Linked DNA regions of Homo sapiens: region 1 is linked to region 2. A link is a contact called in ENCODE Hi-C or POLR2A ChIA-PET data. All regions are on one chromosome and are shown on one strand. Each heading gives the region's core, a stretch centred on a gene start or an enhancer-like site at or near the end of the contact. The rest is flanking DNA. Distances are from core to core; before and after follow the strand shown. Region 1 has its middle 8.5 kb from the start of ADTRP. Region 2 holds the start of EDN1 (endothelin 1).

The links. A loop is a pair of places that touch in the nucleus more often than their neighbours do. ChIA-PET counts read pairs that join two places held with the same protein, here RNA polymerase II (POLR2A). Pooled maps may share reads with other maps.
Region 1: a loop to region 2 is called in a pooled map, with 4 times the contacts of the local background. The contact joins the enhancer-like site here to the promoter of EDN1 in region 2. A Hi-C loop is called at or near these places in 3 of 168 maps with a recorded cell type or tissue (MCF 10A, PC-9 and endothelial cell of umbilical vein), 1 of 37 single-sample maps with no recorded cell type and 4 of 50 pooled maps. POLR2A ChIA-PET finds 5 or more read pairs at or near these places in 4 of 52 experiments (HEK293, MCF 10A, PC-3 and 1 more).

Annotation. Positions count from the first base shown.
Region 1 is chr6:11,784,000-11,790,523 of GRCh38, reverse strand. No RefSeq gene overlaps it. Among named protein-coding and RNA genes, the nearest start is that of ADTRP, 8.5 kb to the right of the region's middle. Within about 2 kb of position 4,928, at least 4 of the 41 ENCODE cell types and tissues checked have a DNase peak (open chromatin) inside an H3K27ac peak, as active enhancers do.
Region 2 is chr6:12,289,105-12,295,095 of GRCh38, reverse strand. It overlaps EDN1 (endothelin 1), which reads right to left and starts at 4,735. Exons shown (of 5, transcript NM_001955.5): 1 at 4,403-4,735; 2 at 2,587-2,755; 3 at 1,000-1,155; 4 at 692-835. The coding sequence starts at 4,466. RefSeq lists enhancers at 4,803-4,872, 4,883-4,982.

The DNA of each region.
Region 1 (6,524 bases), core at 3,679-6,178, 500 kb after region 2:
TGCCTATTTTAGGGCTGAGGAAGACCAGTGTACAGGTGCCTGTCCAGTTGGTGGGGAGACAGAGGTAGGTGGAGGTGCTGCATAGAAAGAACACACCTTGGCTAGGGAGGCAGAATTGGAAATGTATGGCAAAAAGGGGATGTAAAATGTTTTCTGAGCATCAGGTGTGGAGGGAGGAGGCTAGAGCCACTCCGGTTAGGGGTTGAAGGGGGTGTGTTGAGTTGAGCTGGCTAGCTCCTACTGATGAGTTTTCTAAGTGTAGAAAGAAACATTTTGTGTCAATAAGTAGTCTGTTTGAGGGTGTGTTAGGCAGTGGGATTTCCACGCATTCGGAAGTGGGGACGGGGTCTAGACAAGTGCTCCACCCTGCGATTTCTATGCAGGGCCTATGTCGGTTATTGCAGAATCCTGATGTTTCTCCTGTGACTTGGGCCTGAGGGGGGTTGGAGATTTTGAGAGTTTGTGTGGGGTTTGTTACTGTTACTGTTTGGATGCCTGTCGGGGGAGTGAGTGTCAGGATATAGTTGCATAAGCTAGAGGAGAGGGTGCCTAGGGGGGACTCCTGAGGAAAGTTCACATTTTATGCATAGGAATGCTTGTTGGCTGAGTTTTGAGTCTGAAGTAAGTGCTCTTAAGATAACCTTGCGTTCTGAAGTATGTGTGGTAAGATTGAGTTTGTAACTTTTGAGTGCATTTACTCCTCCGAAACTTTGGTAGCGGGGGTGGAGGGTTATACTGATGAGGACCCAGTCTTTGAGGGGAACTGGGAAGGCATCCTTTGATATGGTTTCTGAGGGGTGTACACAGAACCAGCAGGCCTTGGCCAGAGAGGGGTTAGTCTGATTGAGTATCCTATGTGCCTGTTGAATGGCGCGCTGAAGGTGGGAGCGGTAGTGAGAAGGAGGAGGAGTAAATAGACAGAGAGCAAGTGTAAAGGTAAAGAATTCGGCTTCATCTGGAGTGAATTCCTGTAAATCCCCTTGAAATATAAGATCGGTGATCCAGTCAAGTGCCGTGAGGGTGGGATGTTCTGGGTAGGACCATGAAATTCTGTGATGCAGTGAAGGAAGAGGGTGAAACGGCAGGACGGGCAAAGACAGGACATTTAGGAGGGGCAACTCTTGGTGGTGGTTATTATACCTGCTATAAGGAGGATTGTGAGGCAAAATGTTACAGATATGAAAATTTTTTGTTTGAAACTCCACCCAGGAGGTGAGACGGTATATAGTCATATGGCAAAGAGTAGAGTAAGTAGGGTGATTCCTGCAAGGGCAGCGTAATAGATGATTTCCATTAATAAGCGTTTGGATACTTAATGGTAAGGGGTGATAACTTGTCTGTTATGGTTCACTGGGGAAGAGTGGGGTCTTCTGGGATGGGCATTAGGTGGAGTTGAGTTTTTCCAAGAAGAGTGCTGGAGTATTTATAGGAAACAGCTGGTTGGTTAGTCAGTGGCGGGTCAGCGGCAGGGGCTCTTTTTAACCTGGAAAGATGGTACCAAGAGTTGTGTCCTGAAAGTTTGGCTGTGGTGGGGGTAGTGAGAAGGACTTGGAAAGGGCCTTCCCACTTCAGTTTGAGACTCGTTGAAGTAAGGGTTTTTAGGAACACATATTCTCCAGGAAGGAGTGCCTGGTCGGTGGGGCCTTGGTGGGATTTTGGGAGGGCCTGGTCTGCTTGTTCGTGGAGGGGATGACGGATGAGGGAGAGTGTTGGGAGGTACTCTCCTAATTGAGAGTTAGGAGGGAGTCTGTTTTGTAAGAGGAAAGGGCGTCCGTACATTAACTCAAATGGACTGAGGAAGGAGGGGGCTTTTGGACTGGCTCTGATGTGAGCCAGCGCTATGGGTAAAAAGGAGGTCCAAGGTTTTTTGATCTCAAGTGTGAGTTTGGTTAACTGAGTTGTGAGAATTCCGTTTGCCCTCTCGACTTCTCCAGATGACTGGGGCTGATATGGGATATGGAGGCGCCACTGAACGCCAAGGGATGGGGAGACCTGTTGGGTAATTTGGGAGATGAAGCTAGGCCCATTGTCTGATTGTATGGGGCTCGGGAGACCAAATCTAGGGATAATTTCTGATATGAGAATTTGAGAGACTTCTGCAGCTTTTTCTGAAGGGGTAGGAAATGCTTCTACTCAACCTGAAAAAGTGTCTACGAGGGTAAGAAGATATTTAGATTTTTTGACGGGAGGCATGTGGGTGAAGTTTACTTGCCAGTGCTCCCCTGGGAGTGTTCCTCTGAGCTGGTATGTAAGGATGAGGAGAGGGCAGAGGGCCCCTTGGGAGGAAGTAACAGAGCATATACGACAGTTTGAGGTTATGTCCTTTAGTGAGATGAATAGATGGGGGGAGGAGAAACAAGGGCGAAGGAGTAGGTATGGGGGCATGCACTGATATGGAAGGGTTGGTGAAGAGGTGTTAGAATTTCCTTGCTTTGCTCTTGGGGAAGAACAGGCTTTTGATTTTTGATTATCCAGTCCCCTTGAAGGGAGGCTCCTTGCTGTAGTAGTGAAGACTTTTCAGTGGGAGGGTATCTGGGCGGGACTGCTGGGGTGACAAGGAGGATGGGGGCAGGGAGAGGAGAAAGGGAGTCCTGTTTTGCTGCCTCGTCGGTCTTTCTATTTCCTTTTGAGATTTCATCTGATCCTGCTTGATGTTCTCGACAGTGTATGACTCTTGCTTCAGTTGGGAGGTGTGCGGCCTGAAGGAGTTGGTAAATAAGGGGGGCCGTTAGTAATGGGGGTTCTTTTGGCGGTAAGGAATCCTTTCTCTTGCCAGATGGCTGCATGGGAATGAAGAATGTGATAGGCATACTTAGAGTCTGTGTATATGTTGACCCATTTGTTTTTGGAGAGGGTTAGGGCTCTGGTGAGCGCTATGAGTTGTGCCTTCTGGGAGGAGGTTCCTGGGGGTCGGGTTTTAGCCTCAATTACATGGTTTAAGGTAACTACTGCATACCCAGCAATTTTGGGAGAGACGGGGGCTCCGGAAGATGAGCCAACTATGAATAGTTGGTCATCTGGGTTAGTGAGAGGCTCGGAGGAGATGTTAGGGAAGTGTGGCTGCAGGCGATCCAGAATGTCAGTGCAAGAATGAGTAGGAGGGGAAGAGGATATGGGGAGTAGGGATGCTGGGTTGAGGGGTGCGCTTTTGGTGAGGCTGAATTCAGGATTTTCAATAAAGAGGGCATACAGTGACTGAATTCCGGAAGGAGAGAGGGAGCTTAACACCCGGGAGGAGAAGAGATCCTGTAAGTTGTGAGAGCTGTGGACAGTGGTGCTTTGGCTGAATGTTAGTTTTTTACTTTCCAGAGCTAAAATGGCCACTGCTGCTAATGCTCTAAGACAGGTTGGCCACCCTCTGACAGTGTTGTTTGTTTTGAGAGGTATGCCACAGGGGTAAAGGAAGGAGGATTTCCCTTTTGTTGCCCTAAGACCCCGAGAGCTATTCCTTGGTTTTCGGTGGCATAGAGAACGCAGGGTTGGGAGATGTCGGGTAAGGACAGGGCAGGTGCAGTGACGAGAGTGGTTTGGAGTCCACGGAAACTGGGAAGTATGTTGTGTGTGGGGCTTAGGGGTTCATTGAGAGGGCCTTTGGCTGCTTCACAGAGGGGCTGAGCCAGGAGGGCAAAGTTGGGAATCCATGTCCTAAAGAAACCTGCCAGTCCTAGAAAGAGAGAAGTTCATTTTTTGAGGAAGGCGGGGGCAAGCTGTTTATTAAGGTTGCTTGTGCTGGGGTCATGGCTCGGGCCCCGGGGGAGAGTTGGACTCCTAAGTATGTTACTGTTGGGGTAGATAGTTGGGCAAACAACAAATCTCTATTAGCATTTATAATTTACCTGCTACCATGAATAGTGCTGAGGGCACAGAGATGTATCAGACACCCCTGGAGGAGCTCATAGTGATTGGCTGCATCAGTGAAGGTTCCAATAGGAAAAGGCATTTCCCTCAGCTGAGAGTTTAATGATGGGACTATTAGCACAAGGATGGGCAAAGGTAAGACAGTTCTGTAAGAACTGTGGAAGTACAGATCAGCTGTAAAGGGAATGAGCCATCTGAGACGGGCTCTGTGCACATTACGAGGGTAGGTGGAACAAGTACAAGTCCCGCCGACTTGCCTTGTCTTCAGGTTTAACATCTGAGAGCTATATTGGTTAGCTGTTTGTTTAGCAACAGCAGCTGGAGAACCCCTCTCTTGTGTCAAAATGAAACCACACTTCAGCAGACTTGTTCACCATAATCTCAAGGACTCTGTGCCCTGTGTCCCTATTTCCTGCTCATCGCTGCTCAACCTGCAGACGTCACCTAGGAGTGTCGTCCAACCCCTCCCGCTGCAGCTGGCGCCATGGTGTGTGTGGGGGTGTGTGAATCTGTGTGGGGTTGGGGCATTTCTTCAGAGGCCAGCCCTGGTCAGTTGCTCCCTTAGTTCAGTTGGCGTCCCAGCTTTGGGACATGAGATAGTCACTGTTGCAGGTTCCCTGAACCCCATTTCATACCGAAGGAAATTAACACCCCAGAGAAGCTGATGGCTGATCAGCTCCAGGTCCTGAAGCATATACAGGCTTGGACTCAAGCCCCTTGCCCTGACTCCCTGCGTTTTGTACCTTATCCCTTGGTGACTGGCCAAGAAATGGGTTATATCTTTACCAGGAAAAACTGTTATTTGTGCCGGTGGCCATGACTACTTTACTGTGGGACTCCTTTCATCCTTATCTTCTCCTACGTGGTGTCTGGAGTTTCCCATGACTTACTCAATGCATTCATCGTTAGCTCAATCTTCCATATATTTAGAATGACAGAATAATGTGCAGGATAATTTAGGCTCCATTAGTACTTTGTGCATACCTCTATTATAGTACTTATCACATCATGCTGTAATTTTTTGTTTACATACCTGTCTCTGCCACTTGGCAGTGAGTTCCTCCGGGGCTCAGGCTGTCTTACTCATTTCTGTATTCCACCTCCTCCCCACAACCCAGCAGCTGAACACGTTGAACACAGTAGGTTTTTAATGAATGAGCCGGCTTTAGGGTAAGGCTCGGTAGACTGGTACACCTGGTATTCCACATATTCATTTATTCAGCAAATATTTTCATAACTGCTACTATTTTTTAAATTGCCAAATAAAAATTGTATACATTTGTGGTGCACAACATGATGTTTTGAAATCTGTATGCACTGTGGAATGGCTAACTCAAGCTAATTAATATATGCATTACCTCACCTACTTATCCTCTTTTTGCGGTGAGAATACTTTTTTTTTTTTTTTTTTGACAAGGTCTGACTCTATTGTCCAGGCTGGAGTGCAGTGGTGTGATGCTGGCTCACTGCAACCTCCACCTCCCACACTCAAGCAATCCTCCCACCTCAGCCTCCCAAGTTGCTGGGACTACAGGTGCACATCACAAAAACATAATTTTTGTGTTTTTAGTAGAGACGGGGTCTTGCTATGCTGCCCAGGCTGGTCTCAAGCTCCTGGGTTCAAGTGATCTTCCCACCTCAGCCTCTCAAAGTGCTGAGATTATAGGTGTGAACCACCATGCCTCGCCAAGAATACTTAAAATCTACTCTGTTAGCAATTTTCAAGCATACAATACATTATTACTAATTATAGTCACCATGTTGTACAATAAACCTCTTACACTTATTCTTCCTGTCTAACTGAAATTTTATATCCTTTGACCAACTTTCCCCAACCCCCACTCCCACCTCCGCCCCAGGCCCGTGGTGACCTCCATTCTACTCTCTGCTTTTTTAGACTGCACATATAATGAGGTCAAGGAGTATTTGTCTTTCTGTGCCTGGCCTATTTCACTTAACGTAATACCCTCCAGGTTCACCTGTGTTGTCACAAATAGAAGTTTCTTCTGTCTGAAGACTAAGCGTTATTCCACTGTGTATCCGTACCATACTTTCTTCATTCATTTATCCATCGATGAACACTTAGGGTGAGTCCCTGTCATGGCTATTGTAAATAAGAATGTTGCAATGACTGTGGGAGTGCACGTGTCTCTTTGACATACTGATTCATTTTCCTTTGGATATATACCCAGTCGTGGGATTGCTGGATGATATTATAGTTCTATTTTTAATTTACTGAGGAAATTTCATACCGTTTTCCATAATATCTGTGCTAATTTATTTCCCACCATCAGTATATCAGAGTTTTCTTTTCTCCACATCTTTGCCAACACGTGTTTTCTTTTTTCTTTCTTTCTTTCTTTCTTTTTTTTTTTTTGGATAACATCCATTCTGACAGGTGTAAGGCGATATCTCATTGTGGTTTTAGTTTGCATTTCCCTGAGGTTTAGTGATGTTGAACATTTTTTATATATCTGTTGGCCATTTGTATGTCATCTTTTGATGTCTATTCGGGTCTTTTTCCCATTTTTTAAATTGGGTTATTTGTTTTCTTAGTCAGCAGATGTTTATTAGGTACTTACTGTGTGTCCAGCACTATGCTAAGCTCTGGGAATTCAAACACATCATATGTGAACCCTAGGAGATAATGACGTACAAAAAAGACT
Region 2 (5,991 bases), core at 3,486-5,985:
AGGATTTGGAAGGGTTATCACCAAAGAGCAGCTCAGAGCAACTCTATGATGTTGCCTAATCCAGATCCCTTCTCTGTCCCAGCACATGACTGACCAGGAAAAGAGAGAGCTTTTTGGAATGACATTGGCTCTGCACCAAACACATTTCCCTATTTAAAAAAAAAAAAAAAAAAAAGACCATAAACCTGAAAAACAGCATGTTCTAAATTCTACCAACCCTATCTAATGACTTTATTTTTCCTTTGGCCATCTGAATAACTGCAACTTATTGAAGAATTTGATTATCCATGACACTTTGATTCTTTTTCTAAATGTCCGCTCCCCAAAATGATTTTCGATTTCTCAGGGAAAGTGGTAAATACATTGACTCAGAGAGGCAAAGGCTGTATATAACCCAATGACAAAGGCATCTCTGGATATATTTTGGTTGGGAAATCTACCTGTAGATGAAATGGTATGTGCTAAAAGTACAGAGGACATCGGTTTGCATTCCAGAGCTTCATGGAAATATTTAAGAGGGATTCTTTTGCTCCTTTTAATCTATAGGATGCATAGATCTCCTCTGCTACTGTTTTCTAAGTCTTTCACCTGCCCGGGTAAGAAGGGCTGGAGGAACAGGCTGCTGGCATCACTGACTGGGGCTAGTTGTTCTTGTGAACCTCTTACCTAATTTTTCTTCCTTCCCTCTTACCTGGTTTGTCTTAGGTGTTCCTCTGAACTTCTTCTGATTTTTCTTCCTCTCACTAACTGCTGATAAATACACTTTTTCCCAAGCTTGGAACAGTCTTTTCCTTTCTTATGATTATTCCAGTCTTTCTCCATAATGTCTTCAGCCCTGTTAAAATACACAAGGAAAAACATTTCAGCAATGTTATATTCAGCTTTACCCTGACTTTCAATGTCTCTGTTAGTCTCTCTAAAACAGGAAGGCAGTACCATGATAGGAAGGAGTTCAGGAGGCTGTTAAACTGATTGAAAAGCAAAGGTGTTTCTGCTCACCTGAGTTCTTTTCCTGCTTGGCAAAAATTCCAGCACTTCTTGTCTTTTTGGCTAGCACATTGGCATCTATTTTCACGGTCTGTTGCCTTTGTGGGAAGTAAATTCTCCAAGGCTCTCTTGGACCTAGGGCTTCCAAGTCCATACGGAACAACGTGCCTATTATCCAAAGAGAGAAAGAAACTATATTAGTGTAATTAATAGTCTTTAAAATGACACATGGACACACCTATTCCACTGGGCACACAAGGAGCTCATCACATAGCACTTGGGAGCATCATTTCAGAGGGTAAAGTGTAACAACAGCCAGGAACACCTGTGCATCAATGGCCCTGACTGTATGTATCCAGGCAGGAGAAAACAAGTTTTTCTAATTCAGTGGAATTCCATTTCAACTCTTCACAAAGTTCAGTTTCTTCTTGACACAAGCAACATTGCTTTTTTGTCAAAAATTAGGACATCTCTGCTTGGCATCTGCTTTATATTTTCTTCCTTTTCTAATGGTCTATTTAGTTAACTATTTGTGGGTACACAGTGGGAAGAGGTTTCAATGCAAAACCATGACTCACAGGATTTTTAAAACTTATTTTCAACTCAAACCACGGAGGATACTGCTAAAAGTGCCACCGTCACCCCACCGACCCCAGTGGTTGGGGGAGGAGGAGGCACATGTTCACACATTTCTCCTGCCAGTCGGTGGTACCATATGGTTGTGGAAGGACTCATAGCCAGAGGGCTCTCCAATAATTTCCAATGTGTCCATTTTCATTCTCATCTAAGAAATAAAGTCCTCCCTTTGGAAGTATCACCTTAGTAATTATTAGGCTCCTTGTGGTTTTTGGTGTGGTTTGATATTGTTTGGATTTTGGTCCTCCTTTGTCATAACGGTACATTGTATGCATAGTAAATGTGTGCTTGTTTATGACTGCTTCCGACAGATGATGAACTAGTGTCCAGGGCAGAAGGAGGAAATCTGCTTTTCTTCTCTGTAGGTGAAAGAGAAGCCTATGGACAGTATTTCTATTTCAGTTCTGAAATGGGCATTTCTAAAGGGAAAATATAGCAGCAAAGGAAATCCGGGCTCCAGTTCTAGCTCTGCTACAAACTCACTCCTGCACAAATGGCTTCAACACTTTGAGCCTAGGTTTTTCTGTAAGTAAAATTAAGTGATTCTAACCCTCTATATCATCACTTCTGCCTCTCAGTCTCCACCCTCCCATGAGAAGCACAGGTTGCACTAACCCACATCTGACCTCGGCAATTATTCCCGAAACCCCATCAGATGCCACTGTGAGAGTGTCCCCCTGAGGCCCTCTCACTGAAAGTTCCTCATTTGAAACGTGCAGTGGCCTCCTGCTTGTCCCATCATGAGTAGCCTGAGCTACGGGGCCTCAGAAGACCCTCCCCTTGGTTGCTAAGAACGAAGCTGTCGTTATTTTCAGGAATAGAGGGAAACTGTCCCCACTGAGGCACTTGGATGGTGTTAGAAGGACTACCTTCAGAGTCCCTAGAAAAGAAACTCTAAAACTGGGCTCCAGTGGAGCCAGCGCTAATGAATGACTAGGGTTACAATGCCCTCTAGAGACTTACTCGGGAGTGTTGACCCAAATGATGTCCAGGTGGCAGAAGTAGACACACTCTTTATCCATCAGGGACGAGCAGGAGCAGCGCTTGGACCGGCGGAGCCGCCAGGGTGGACTGGGAGTGGGTTTCTCCCCGCCGTTCTCACCCACCGCGCTGAGCTCAGCGCCTAAGACTGCTGGGGAGAGAAAGAGCAGGTCAGTGGGGGATGTCTCCTCAAACGCCGAGAGACATGCTGGATCACAGTAGAGTCAGAGCTAGCAGAGCAGATAAAAGCAGATGAAGCACACAGCCTGCCATCAGCAAGAAACACAGAAAAAAGGGCTCTTTATTTTTTTCCCTCCTTAACATGAGTTCACCTTTTGCCTCCCCCTCATGCCCTTGGCTTATCCACCTTCAGGGAGATTACACAAATGCAGAGGAGATAAACACCTGAAAAGGGACTTCCCCCACCCCTCTTGAAGCAGGCTCAGGGAAATGCTGTGGAATGCTGCCTGTTGAAAATCCGGCTGGCTTCTACAAGGAACTTGGTAGGACAGCACTATCCACTGAAGCTTACTTAACATTGGCACATGACTAAAGACAAGAAATCACAGTTATTCCTAGCTTTGGGGCCACTTCCCCATTCAGGATGACCCTCTCTTTAGGGGGTACCCATCCACTTCACATGCTGTGTAGGGCACAGGGTACCCCAGATGATGTATATCTTTCAAAATTAGGTGGGGAAAATGATTGGAGAGAGAAATTAACTATTCAATATTCAATTCAGGAGGGTAACTCCATAGAAACCAGTGACCTAAGGTGGGGCTGAGAAGCAGGTCAGGGGACTGAAGGTAGGCTGGGGGGATTTTGAATTCCGAATCCCTGGGCATCAGGCTTGTGTGGGATCCACTGCCTCCCCCTTCTCCACTACTGCCTTGCCTCTTCCTCCTAACAATTTAGCCATGCAGCTTATCTGCCCAATTTTGTACATTTCAAATGATCAGACACATTCCAGGATTTTCATTCCCTTGACATCCTTTCTCTTTAGTCAGGGTCACGAAAAGACAAAAAAAGTGCACTGACCCTAAAAACGGGGGGGACCCGGGCAGATGCACACGCACTGCCTAAATCCTTCGGCAGCCAAGAATTATCCTAGCTCCCCTCCCAGCACAGGTGAATAAAGCTGAAAAGAGAGCTCACACTGTTTTGGGTGCCAAAAACCTGCCAAAAGAAACCTAAAGTCAATGATGACAAATTTTAAAGAAAACATCTGCTTCACCCAGAAACCGCCTGCGGGGGGTGGTGGCGGGGGGGGGGGGAGGCGGTAGTTAGTCAACAGACTTTTGCTCTGCAGGTGATTTTACTGAACATACATTGCTTGAACGACTGGATACAATTCCTTGGCTTCAAGCTGGAATGCTTAAATATTTTACACGTTAACACACTATTAAAATAGTGTTTAAATAAGATTTAAGTTCCTATATGGCCTGTGTACCTGTATAAACACATATATTACAAACATACATTTGACTAAATTGTATATGTCCATACTCTTCTCATTTTTTAAAAGCCAAGGAAACACATAATGGAATAATAATAATAAAACGATAAGTTATTTTAATGTCATGTTATAGTCAATTGCACCTAATTGTATTCAATAGAGGAATTTTACATTTTACACTAGAAGACTTAAAGTAGCTTTCAGCAATAATTCTCAGACACTTGCTCTCTAAGCTGCAGTCATAAAAAGAACGGGGAAAAATAGAAGCAAGAAAAGCATGAAGGTGGATAAGAACACACTAACTTGTAATTCCGAGACTTACAAGTCAACGAGCGTGCCTACCTGTTTCTGGAGCTCCTTGGCAAGCCACAAACAGCAGAGAGAAAATCATGAGCAAATAATCCATTCTGAAAAAAAGGGATCAAAAACCTCCCGTTCAAACTGAACCCAAAGGAAAACGAAGAAAAACAGCTTCAGGTCCCTCAAAGCGCTGCGGGTTCCTCAGATCTCAAAGCGATCCTTCAGCCCAAGTGCCCTTTTAACGGGGAGAAAAGGCAGCGCCTGCCAGGAGAGAAGGCAGCGAGCGGAGCGTCTGCAGGCGCACGCGGCGGTGGAGAGCTGGGACTGCAGGAGGCGCAGGACCCGTTCGCCTGGCGCAGATGCAGAGGCGCGTCTGACTTGGACAGCTCTCTGCCGGCTTTTTATATTGAACCCCTATTAGAGTGGGGGTAAACAGCTCCGACTTTATTCCAGCCCCAGACAATGTTATTGTGTTATTAGTCACCAACAGGCAACGTGCAGCCGGAGATAAGGCCAGGCCCGAAAGGAAATCACTGCTAACTTCAGAGGCAGACGCCCGCCGTCTGACAATTCGGGGGCAGGGCTAAGAAAAAGAAAATACCCATTAGAGACCTTTGCTAAACCTGCCCGTGCAGTGCTGGAGTCCGCTTCCCCTTTGCAAGCTGCCAGCCCCGGAGTTCAAGAATCAGAAGAGGGGACTCCAGAAAAAAAGTCATACCATTGGTATGAAAAGTATGAGCCACAGTTTAAATAGATTGTATTGTTGTGTGCGGGGAATTTTTTTTAATTGTTGCTCGCTTCATTTTCCTTTTATGTCTCTCCGATTCTAGTCTCAGTCAAACAAGGGAATGCTCTCCCTCGTCACTGCCCCACTACTGGGGGTCAGACTATTTTGGCAGATCAACGTACTTTTCTCTTCAAGCCCCTTCCTGCGGGTCTTTTTTGCTGAAGTTCTTTGCATCTATCGGAGAAAGATCCGTGAGGGATTGGCAAGAAAGGGAGCTTAAAAATAACATCAGAGCTCGTTTAGGCACATGCCCAGTCTTTTCCCTATCACTGATGAGAAGCCCCGATAAGTTCTTTTGTGTGTCCACACTTCCCCTGCGGAGGAGGCTGATAAACTGATTGAAAAGCAAAGGTGTTTTTCACACAGAACTTAAATCTTAAGATTGGTCGGTGCCACCAATCTTAAGACATGGCGGGAGAAGAACACCAGGGGGAGATGAAGAGCTACAGGGGCTGATGTTTTACTAGGACAAAAAGGAAAACCCTTCTAAATGGCAGAAAAAAACGCAACCTGGCTTGGGGGCCGAGGAGGGTCAAGGAATGTTGCCTAACATAGGAAGGAGGAATGCACCTCAGAATATTCTATTTATTCCCCGCACAAGCAGGGACATATTTTCTGGGACTCTTTTTTTTGGGGGGGTGTCTTCATTTAGGGCAAAAAGGTGTTCTTGTACAAGGTTAAGTGAATATGCAAGGAAGGTGGTGCTGAGAAGGAAATGCCATTCGAACAAGGAATCAGATAATACTTCACATTTAATAATGTGTTTACATTTTCAAAACAATTTCCTGTCTATCTAACCTTGAAATCCCCCCCTGAAGTACACACAGGGCAGTTACTGTACAGG